2 separate regions of the Homo sapiens genome follow, and region 1 is linked to region 2. Evidence: read pairs that join two places in POLR2A ChIA-PET (ENCODE). Cell type or tissue: CD4-positive, alpha-beta T cell. All regions are shown on one strand.

Region 1 (5,000 bases), 80 kb before region 2:
ATACTTCATATCAAAACTTGAGATAAGGTTAAAACTGTGCCCAGAGGAAAACTGGTAGTCTATTTTAAAAGCACTTTAGGTTTTGACATTAAATATGAAAGAGTAAAATAATTAAAATAAAAGTCCATTAAAAAAATAATTGAGGCTGGGATGGTCTCGAACTCCTTGGTCTGAAGCCACCCTCCTGCCTTGGCCTCTCAAAGTTTTGGGATTATAGGTGTGAGCCATGGTGCCAGGCCTGAGACCCTGTTACTAACAAAAAAAAAAAAAAAAAGAAAAAAACTGAGAATCAAACAAAAGAAAGTAGGAAAGGGACATTAAGAAAAATAAAGGCAGAAATTCACAAAACAGAATGCAAACACGATAGTATTAATTCATGAGATCCTTTAATGACCCAACCATACAAAGTGCTAATTTCGTTCCTCTTAGGGTTAGAATCTATGAATAGGCTGTAGGTTCCTTAATTCTCAATGCTTGCTCAATGCTTCTCTTATAGCAATTGAGTAAGGGAACCTGTCAGTAGCAGGAGGCACCACTGGTTTCATGTTATTAGGATGGGCGGGTTAGGGGAAGTTATCACTTAGCCTGCCCACATCAAAACACAGCACACTTCATGTACCTTTTTTCTGCTGATCAATTTCCTCTCATTTTTAAGAATAGTTAAGAATGGCAGAGTAGCTTATCATTTTGTAGAATACCTGTAGTGTCCTGCAGGTTCCCAGTGAACTTTCTCCCCAGTTTTCATGCCTTACTGTGTCTTGTAAAGCCAGGGTTTTCCTCATTACTGAGTGCCTTGAGCTCTGGGGAGCAGGTCCCTGGGGTGATGGGCAAGAGTCTTCTATCTCACTAAGCTCAAGGCTACTCCACAGCGGAAATGGGAAGCCGACCTTGTTGGTTTGGAATTGACTTTGATGTCCTCTCAGCAACAGCCATTGATAATCTACTGTGTGTCACATAGTAGAAGTTTTCTATGAGTGCATGCTTTACAGATGTACCCAGGATGTTTGCAGACACTTATTCATTCACTCAACAGATTTTACCAAGAGCCTACTAGGTGCCAGTCACTGCACGGGAGCTGGGGTTGGAGCAGTGGACAGAACGCGTTCCCTGACTTCCTGCAGCTCAGGTTCCGATGGAGGGGACAGTGAGTCAGGGAGAAGGGGAGGGTCATCTGGGAAGGCTTTTCCAACAAGGTGACATTTAAGATGAAACAAAGAGAAGATAGTCCGGCATGGATTGCGGGGAGAGGAGGTAAACAATGTGGTCATTATGACAAGGACATGAAAGTCATTTGGGAAGAAGGACAGGAACAAGAGCCTGCAGGGGCTTCCAGGCCACCATCAACTGTTTTCTGGGGTGAGGTTCCCAACAGCCCTGCTAATGGGTTCATCATCTCTGTTTTATTAAAAACCTAGAAAAGTTGACTGGTTTAGAAATTGCAAGATTTGGAGGTGGAACTTGAACACTTGCAAAAAGTTGATCACGTTCTTTGAAGACAAAAATCACTCTGTCCAACAACCTTCCCAGAGTCCCTCTGCAGTTATTATCACTCCACCTCCAATGAAAGAACATTTGTCCTTTGCATGCAACGGCTTTTTCGATTCCCCACCTGCCCCTGCAGAATGATGATGTCCCCAACTCGGAACTTCTCTCCCTCATCTCCATGTCAAAACTTACCTGTCTTTGGTCCTGTCCTAAGGTGTTTGATTTTGAGGGTGGTGGTGTCTTACACTCCCCTCAGCTTGGTAACACTGATCTAGAGAGATGGCAGATGGGGGCTGCCTGACCTGGCAGCAGTGTCTGTCTGTGATGGCGGGCTGTGCTGTGCTGGAATGTCTTAGTCTGTTTACGACGCAAGACAAAGTGATCTCGACTTTCAGGAGTCAGGATACCTGGATTCCAGAACCTGTTCTGTGTCTTGCTTGGTGTGGCTTTGGGCTGCCTGCCTTTCAGGTTCTCTGTTTCCCCGTCTTTAAAATGGTCTGAGGGATTCTGGGTCCCTTGTGCTCTGAACTTTTAGGTCTCTTGTGGTTACCTGTGCCCTGATTGCACATGTCTCTTCTTCCAGCCGTGTGTGTGACCCACGTGTCCTTTCCCACTTCCATGTGTACGTGGCTGTTTTGGTGTGATTGTCTGCAGAAAAGAGTCCTTTCCTCCCAGTACCTCCCACTTCTACCTAACAATAAACTCTAGAATCCTTCTCACCTTTTTTTTTTTGTTTGTTTGTTTGTTTGTTTGTTTTGAGACGGAGTCTCGCTCTGTTGCCCAGATTGGAGTGCAGTGGCGCAATCTCAGCTCACTGCAACCTCTGCCTCCTGGGTTCAAGCGATTCTCCTGCCTCAGCCTCCTGAGTAGCTGGGATTACAGGCGCCTGCCACCATGCCTGGCTAATTTTTGTATTTTTAGTAGAGGTGGGGTTTCACCATGTTGGCCAGGCTGGTCTTGAACTCCTGACCTCAAGTGATCTGCCTGCCTCCACCTCCCAAAGTGCTGGATTACAGGTGTGAGCCACCACTCCCGGTCCTTCTCACCTTTTATTAGTAACTGCCATCACCATCATAGCTGGTCTTGGATTCATTAACTCCATCAGGTTATTCCCAGTGGTGGAAACAGTGAATGGCACACAATAGGTGCTCAGTAAATATTTTTGTTTCCTTCAGAAATTGCCTGAAAGATCAGATGAGATGTCTTAAAAGTGAGAGCTATGGAACCCCACTTTAAGATGACATTTTAAGATCCAAAGGCCAAAGATATTCTAGAACAAGGAATCATGCCTTGTTCCATGGGTTCTTGTCAGCTCCTCACCCATACTGATGGCACCTTAAGGTCCACCTGTGTTCTTAGTAGTTGATGCATAGTCCTGTTGATGATGATAAATAATAGTAATTAGCAGCTACCATTTATTAAGCACATACTACATGTTAGGCGTTTTATATTTAATGCTTCCAACACCTAGTGTTGTCAGCATTGTCAGAGTCACTGTTTTATGGACAGAGGAAGTGAGGCACAGAGAGGGGAAGTAACTCTCGCAAGGTTGCACAGCTCCCCACAAGCCCGTGTGCATAACCACCACGTCACTTGATGCTAAGTCCCGTTGATGGGACTGAAGACCAGCCAGACAGGGGAGGCGCCCTCTTCCAGGTGCTGGGCCTGCCCCGTCCCCGCAGCCCATAGGGGAAGTGTCCACAGCTGCAGGCCTGGCAGACACCCAATCTTCTCCTACCCTCTCCAGGGGCTGCTGTTCTCCATGCCCGTGGAATTGCTGAGATCCTGCAGACAGCAGTGAGAAGCTGGCTACTGTCGTCAGAGCCTTTCCCCAGGATGGGGCTGCAGATTTGGCCCCAGCCCTCCTTTGGCCTGCTCAGCTGGCCTGGGGCAGCAGGAGAGAGTGGAAGAGAGGCATGAACTTGCTTTCATCAGAGGGAGCCCAGGGCATGCTCTGTGGGTTCAGAGGAACTTCCTTGGGCGTGTGGGTGAGACCAGGCATGGCATGACACTTATATGCCACTTCCTTCTCCACCAAAACGTCCCTCTTTGTCTCAGTTGGTGGAATGAAGTGCAATGCAGTAGAGAAGCACGGGGACTTGGCGCCAAGGTGCCGGAGTTCGCAGCCTGGCTCTGCCACCCAGCAGCTGTGTGACTGAAGTCTTTGTGCCTCAGCTCCTTCATCTGTAAAATGGGGATGATGATGAACCCACTTCAAAGGGTTGTCAGGAGAAATAAATGAGTTAATACATGCACCTCATTTAGCACAGTGTCTGGGCCTGTATTAAGCACCATAACATGCTGCTGCTGCTGCTTCCTCCTCCTCTTCCTCTTCCTCTGCCCTCCTCCTCCTCCACCCTCCTCCCCTTCCCCCTCTTCCTCCTCCCCCCTCTTCCTCCTCCCCCCTCCACCTCCCCTCACCCTCATCTTCCATTATTATTATTACTGTTGATTCTTGTAGGAGGAGGAGGAATTGGATGAGGGAGATTTGCCTGGTCAACTCTGCCTCTTCCTCTCCCTCCTTCCTCTGGAGCTGTGTGGGGACTAGATTGTGTTGCTGGCTGTGTGGCCTGCGGTCAGTCACATAGCTTCTCTGTATGCATTTTCCCACCTAAAATGAATACAGCAATTGTAATAATGATAATAATGATAATATGCTTCATTTTAAGATGCACATTTTTTACTGTGTCGCCCAGGCTCACAGCCATTTTATTTTATTTTATTTTTGAGACAGAGTCTTGCTCTGTCTGCGCCCAGGCTGGAGTGCAGTGGCGCAATCTCGGCTCACTGCAACCTCCGCCTCCCGGGTTCAAGCAATTCTGCCTCAGCCTCCCAAGTAGCTGGGATTTTAGGCATGTGCCATCACGCCTGGCTAATTTTTGTATTTTTAGTAGAGATGGGGTTTCACTATGTTGGCCAGGCTGGTCTTGAACTCCTGACCTCAAGTGATCCACCCGCCTTGGCCTCCCAGAGTGGTGGGATTACAGGTGTGAGCCACCACATCTGGCCAAAGATACACATTTTTAATATTTAGTAAATAGCCTTTCTGAAATCTGGGATGAATTTTACAATTGATGTGTATGTTTCCTTAATGTTTCAGCACACACCCTTTTGCCCCAAATTGTTATTCAATCAATGATGCATGTCACAAGCGACAGGGTCTTACAATGAAGCACAGAGGCCACAATGTCCACAATGTGCCAAGCAAGGTACTGGGTGTTTTTTAAATGCCTCATTTTTTAAAACTCTTACTGCAGCCCCAGAAGTAGTACTCATATTCTCCCATTTTACAAATGTGGACATTGAGGCTTAGAGGGTGAAAAGTGGCTTTCGTGGAAGGTCGCTTGTTCACACAGCAGAGCTGCTATCCAACCACCCTCCATGGGTCTTACGACATAGGCTGAAACTCTTTTTCCAAGAGCATCCCATAAGCACCTCTCTCCTTCTCCCTGGGATGTAGGAATATGTTCCTAAAGACAGCTTCAAGCTTCTAGGATGGAAATGCTAGTGGTAGT
Region 2 (5,000 bases):
AATAAGATAATTGTCCCTGAGAAATGCTGTTAGCATGTAAACACAGTTAGCATGTGAAATCAGAACAACTGTAATATTTCCCTCGTTTGGTGTTTAAAGATGCTCCTGCGTGAATAATTATAACTAAATGCAAAGTGCAGAGATGGGATGCTGCATGTTTTTCCTGTTATTCTTTCCTGCTTCTATCCCAGCTCAGAAGTAAAACTCTTAGTGGAATCTTGTCTGAAGCTAGCCTCCCCTCCCCCACAGCCATTTGAAATTAGTACCAAGAATGGGGCAACTTAGAACAGAGGGAATTCCAAAATTAGGGATACTCAGCAAACAAAATCTACAGATCCCATAGCAACTTTTTTTGGGGGGGTGTTGAATGAAAGAGACCACACATGCATACCTGTATGTGCATGTGGATGCTCACATATGTGTGTGTACACACATGCATATTCACACACATACACTCTCTCTTTCTTTCTCTCTGTCTCTTAATAAACAGAGCTGGAGAAAACTAGCCATGGCTATACACAGCAGAAGCAGATGTGATAAACCTCATTTTACCTTTTTAGACCTAGAAAGGTTGCAGTAAAATATGCTGCACCTGCCACCACATGAGGTCCTTCCTTCCTTCTGTGGAGTTTTTGCATCCTTTGATAAGTTGGAACATACTTCAATTTTATGAAATTAGTACGTATAGTACCTTCCTAACAGACCATAGCTCATCAGATATGCTACATATCCTATAAAGACTAACCTTTCTGCTTCCTCATCTCAGACATTAGCCAATCAGTAGGTTGAGCTTGTCTCCTTCTGCTGTGTCATTTATACCCCAAACTCTTCTTTATAGGGAGGACTTGCCTTGACTTACAGTCAGGAAAACATCCTACAGCTCAGAAGTTGGCTGAGTTCTCAGCATACATCTCTCAGATTCCACCTATAACATGAATTGGGTTTCCGTTGATTTTGGTTCAGCAAGAATTTACCAAGTGCTTTCTATGTGGCAGTCTTAGGACTTCATTAAGCATAAAAACAAAGAAGATAGTCCCTGGTCCTGGGGAAGTGGGACAAGTTGTCAAAAGTATGTAGCAGGGGCTGATGAGAAGACAGGACTCTCACCCCTATCCATGGGAGTCAACTTTGCTCTCTGCCTTGTATTCCTGGGTGTGCATTCATAGGTGCTTCTTGAGTTAAATTATTCTTGGACTTTGCAGCCACGTTACTTTACAACCTGTCTATGGTTCATATCCCGTCCTTCTCTCTAACCTCAGGTCCTCCAGCTGAAAGTGCTGGGCTTAGCTTAGGATCCACTAAACCAGAGATTACAAACACCAATGCCCACAGCAGCCACACTGGCAGCCGTAAGTGAAGGACATGTGTCTGGGGCGGGGACTGTGGCAAGCAGGAGGGCCTGTGACCCTTCTAAGGGAGATAGCTGCTTTCCAGTGCCAGAAAGGCAGTGCCTTAGGAAAATGCTGGATTTGTGTAGCTAGGTCTTCTGATTTTTCCAAAAAATGCCAGAACTTTGCAGTTTTATGGGAAACCTCCTGAATGTGAAGTATTGGCATCCTATGTAGGTTTTTGTTGTTCTTTTTAAAACATTGTGCAGGCTGAACAAACTATGCCTGAGCTGAATACTGCTTGTAGATTCCAGTTTCTGTTGGCCACCTCTGCAGTCAGCCCATGAAGATCGTGTTCTCAAAGTGCTGGCTAAACAGAGGCCACTGCTGAGTCACTAGGGTTGCTTCCCACCACTTCATGAACGTGTTCAGTGTGAGACCACACACTTTACCTTGCATCTTGTTTCTCCAGCTCTTTCTCATCCTGCCCTCCCCGCAGATGTCTCAATGAAGTCCCTGGGAAAGTAACACTTACTCTCCTGAATACAGCCTACAGTTCCACCAAGCGTGGCATGCATGTGAGCGAGGGTCCCCCAACCCCGCCCCACTGCAGAAGGCGTAGAAATGAAAGCGGATCGTTGTAAGCTTTGGATCCGCCAAATGGGACTTAGCACAGCGTCGTCTCCTGCGTGTTGATTATCAACTTGCTTGGGGGATCTCAGGCTCTTGCCTGACCTTGGCATGAGGTCTGGCAAATTTGGCTTTCTGGGTGTAGAATTGATCGTTTCAGAAACAAAGCCATTGAGACAGAGTTAAGGAGAGTCCTCTATTCACGGATGAAAGGAGCTCATTGTATAAAATTGGTGTGACCTGGACCCCCTTCCTCTGGCCCCCTCCTGTTGTTCCCTTCCCCCACAGCTGGGGCTTTGTAAGGGTCTCGCAGGATGTTCTATCCCAGGCCATACTTTCTTCCCATCTTCCTGTCTCTGAGGCTGCCCCGAACAGAAGGAGAGCTGGGCTTGGAGCCCCTTTGCACGTTTTTGGCTCCTCGGGCCAACTCTGTTGTCGTGGGTGATGAGAGCACTTCCTTCCGAGAGAGCTAGGAGAAAAACAGCCAGGCTGTTCACAGGCAGCTGCCCAAGGCGGCTGTGCAGGAAGAGAAAACAGTGGGTGCTAAGAACCTCTTCCTGTTCTGCCTTCTGCACGGGCACCTCCCTTCTGGGTCACGGCCCTGAAAAGTCAAGACTGTTGAGCTAGAGGAAGATGGTCCTGTGTGTATTAACCTCAGTGCTCAACTTCCTGATGGATTATTTGAGTTTTTCTGTTTCTGCTGTGAAGTCACGGGATCCCGAATTTTTCTTCTTGAGGTTGGCGGGTGAGGGTTGGAGTCATGTTCATGGGGTAACATGGTACCTTCCTTTGTGGGGGAGGGGTAAGGTATGGTGGTGAACAGATAGGAAGGTCATAAACTTAGATGCTTTCAGGGCTCAGCCCAGGTGGGCAGGGTGGGGTTGTGGCAAACAGAAGGGGATGTGCCTGCCTTAAGTGGACCTGCCTACCCAGTGGGTCAGATCTTTCCACATTTCACGAAAAGCCACAAATCAGAATATCATGATTTCACCCTAAATTTTAAATGCTGGCACCTAATTTTAAAAAAAGTATTGTTCAAAAATTAGCCAGGCTTAGTAGCATGTGCCTGTAATCCCAGCTCCTCAGGAGTCTGAGGCAGGAGAATCGCTTGAACCCGGGAGGTGGAGGTTGCAGTGAGCCGAGATCACGCCACTGCACTCTAGCTTGCGTGACAAGCAAAACTCCATCTAAAAAAAAAAAAAAAAAAAGAAGTATTTTTGTGCACCATGCAGATCACACCATACCACATCCAAGCATTTTGGTTACCTTTTTTTCTTTTTTTTTTTAAACCTCTCTGAAGATATTAAGGTTAAATGGGCCTGGCTCTGTGGCTTTCAACCAAGTCTTTGAAACTCTCTGAGCCTCAGTTTCCTCCTATATAAATTAGGAACAGTACTACAGGGTATTCATAATCCAGGAACAAGGAAATACTTAATGTCATCAAGAGAAAAAGCAAACTGGGCACACTGACTCTTGCCTGCAATTCCAGCAATTCGGGAGGCCAAGGCAGTAGGATCACTTGAGACCAGGAGTTCAAGACCAGCCTGGGCAACATAGGAAGACCCCATCTCTACAAAAAATGAAATATTAGCCAGGCGTGGTGGCACAGGCCTGTAGTCCCAGCTACTTGGGAGGGTGAGGTGGAAGGATTGCTTGAGCCCAGAAGTTCAAGGCTGTGGTGAGCCATGATTACATCACTGCACTCCAATCTGGGCAGCAGAGCAAGACCCTGTCGTTTTTTTTTTTTAAAGTAAAAACCAAAAAAAAAAAAAAAATCTATCTATCCAGTCTTTATGGCCTTCTGGGAACAGCCACTTCATGAGGATAGAATGTGGGTTTATTGAAGTAATGCTCATAAATGGTGAATTATGGTATCTCATAAGGACTTAACCAATGATAGCGGTCTACTGGGCGCTGTCATCAAGGCTGTCATCTTCATTGTCACTATCGTTTCATTAAGAAATATTAGAGGAGGTTGAGGGGACAGGCTGCAGGCAGAGTCCCTCCCCTGCTGAAGCTTTCTGACTCCATCCTGACTCTAAATGTAGAAGGCCCATCCGTCCCCTGCAGGGCCACCTTCCAGCCAGGTGTTCTCATCGTCTCTCTTCTGTCCTAGGAAGGCAGCTCTACATCCCGAGCTGTAGCCTGGGACTGCAAAGCTCTCCACTCCCCACCTCCTGGGATCGTTTTTTCCGCCCCCCGTGGTTTGTGTCGGCAGTTCTGTGTGTGGCCTCTTGGAGTCATTCCAGACGCGAAGCACTGCTGAATCACAGTTTTCCTGTATCTTCGACAATAGATGTCCTGGTCAGAGGCTCTTGTGAAGGAGCAAAAGAGGAGGAAGTGAAGAAAAGCAGGGAGGGATGTGCATAGAAATTTATTTTGGCAAAATGGGATGAACTCCAGATTTGGTATCAAAAAACTGACATTCTACACTGAATTTTAATCCAAACTGTGTGTGGCCCTTAGGAAATAGGCCTTTCCTCCTGGATCTCCCATGCCTCACCAAACAGTGATGGGTTTGATTCAGGTCAGGGACGGACATCTAGGGAAACTGGAATCTATTAATAATATCTGCTCCTCGGGCCGTATTGAGAATTTGAGGCCAGGTGGACTGCTTAGTAACAGCTGCCTCGGGCAACTTATTGTGAATTCGCTGCATAACTGGTCTGCACCTCTAAGTGCTTTTCTTGAACTCACGATTTTGGATTCTGGAGCTCAAATATGAACTATTTTCCTGTGGAACAGAGATCTCACCCAGCAGTCCCAGAAGTCACATAGTATCATTGGAACTCCAGACAATGTCTGTGGGACACTTGGCAGTATTGGTTCCAGTTGGGCCACCTGCCATCTTGGTGACCACAGCAAGTGGGTGCAAAATTGATAGGTGCTGCGGCCTGTGCCTGGGAAAAGCTAATTATCGGGATGAATTATAGATGTGGCGTGTGTTCCCAGCTCCAGGAGGATGTGTGTTCAAACACAGCCTGGGTGGCCACCTTTAGAAAGATTTGCGGCATGGTGGGATTTAGCCAGCACTTCCTGTCT

Evidence for each region. Peaks named below come from ENCODE experiments on the same cell type or tissue, not always from the same donor. Only the 100,000 strongest peaks of a DNase experiment are listed, where the experiment ranks them.
Region 1: POLR2A ChIA-PET joins it to region 2 with 17 read pairs; 8 of 35 experiments call an interaction of 5 or more read pairs at or near these places.

What each region holds. Positions count from the first base shown.
Region 1 is chr16:17,447,580-17,452,579 of GRCh38, reverse strand. All of the region lies in intron 1 of XYLT1 (xylosyltransferase 1), which reads left to right. It overlaps LOC107987234 (a long non-coding RNA gene), which reads left to right. Exons shown (of 2, transcript XR_001752091.2): 2 at 1-108. Among named protein-coding and RNA genes, the nearest start is that of XYLT1, 21 kb to the left of the region's middle. In CD4-positive, alpha-beta T cell, no CTCF peak of the experiment used is centred here; DNase peaks (open chromatin) are centred at 549, 3,089 and 3,509; H3K4me3 peaks cover 348 bases; H3K27ac peaks cover 2,152 bases.
Region 2 is chr16:17,367,297-17,372,296 of GRCh38, reverse strand. All of the region lies in intron 1 of XYLT1 (xylosyltransferase 1), which reads left to right. Among named protein-coding and RNA genes, the nearest start is that of XYLT1, 100 kb to the left of the region's middle. RefSeq lists an enhancer at 2,622-2,711. In CD4-positive, alpha-beta T cell, no CTCF peak of the experiment used is centred here; DNase peaks (open chromatin) are centred at 1,716, 2,496, 3,186, 3,636 and 1 weaker place; H3K4me3 peaks cover 1,421 bases; H3K27ac peaks cover 4,532 bases.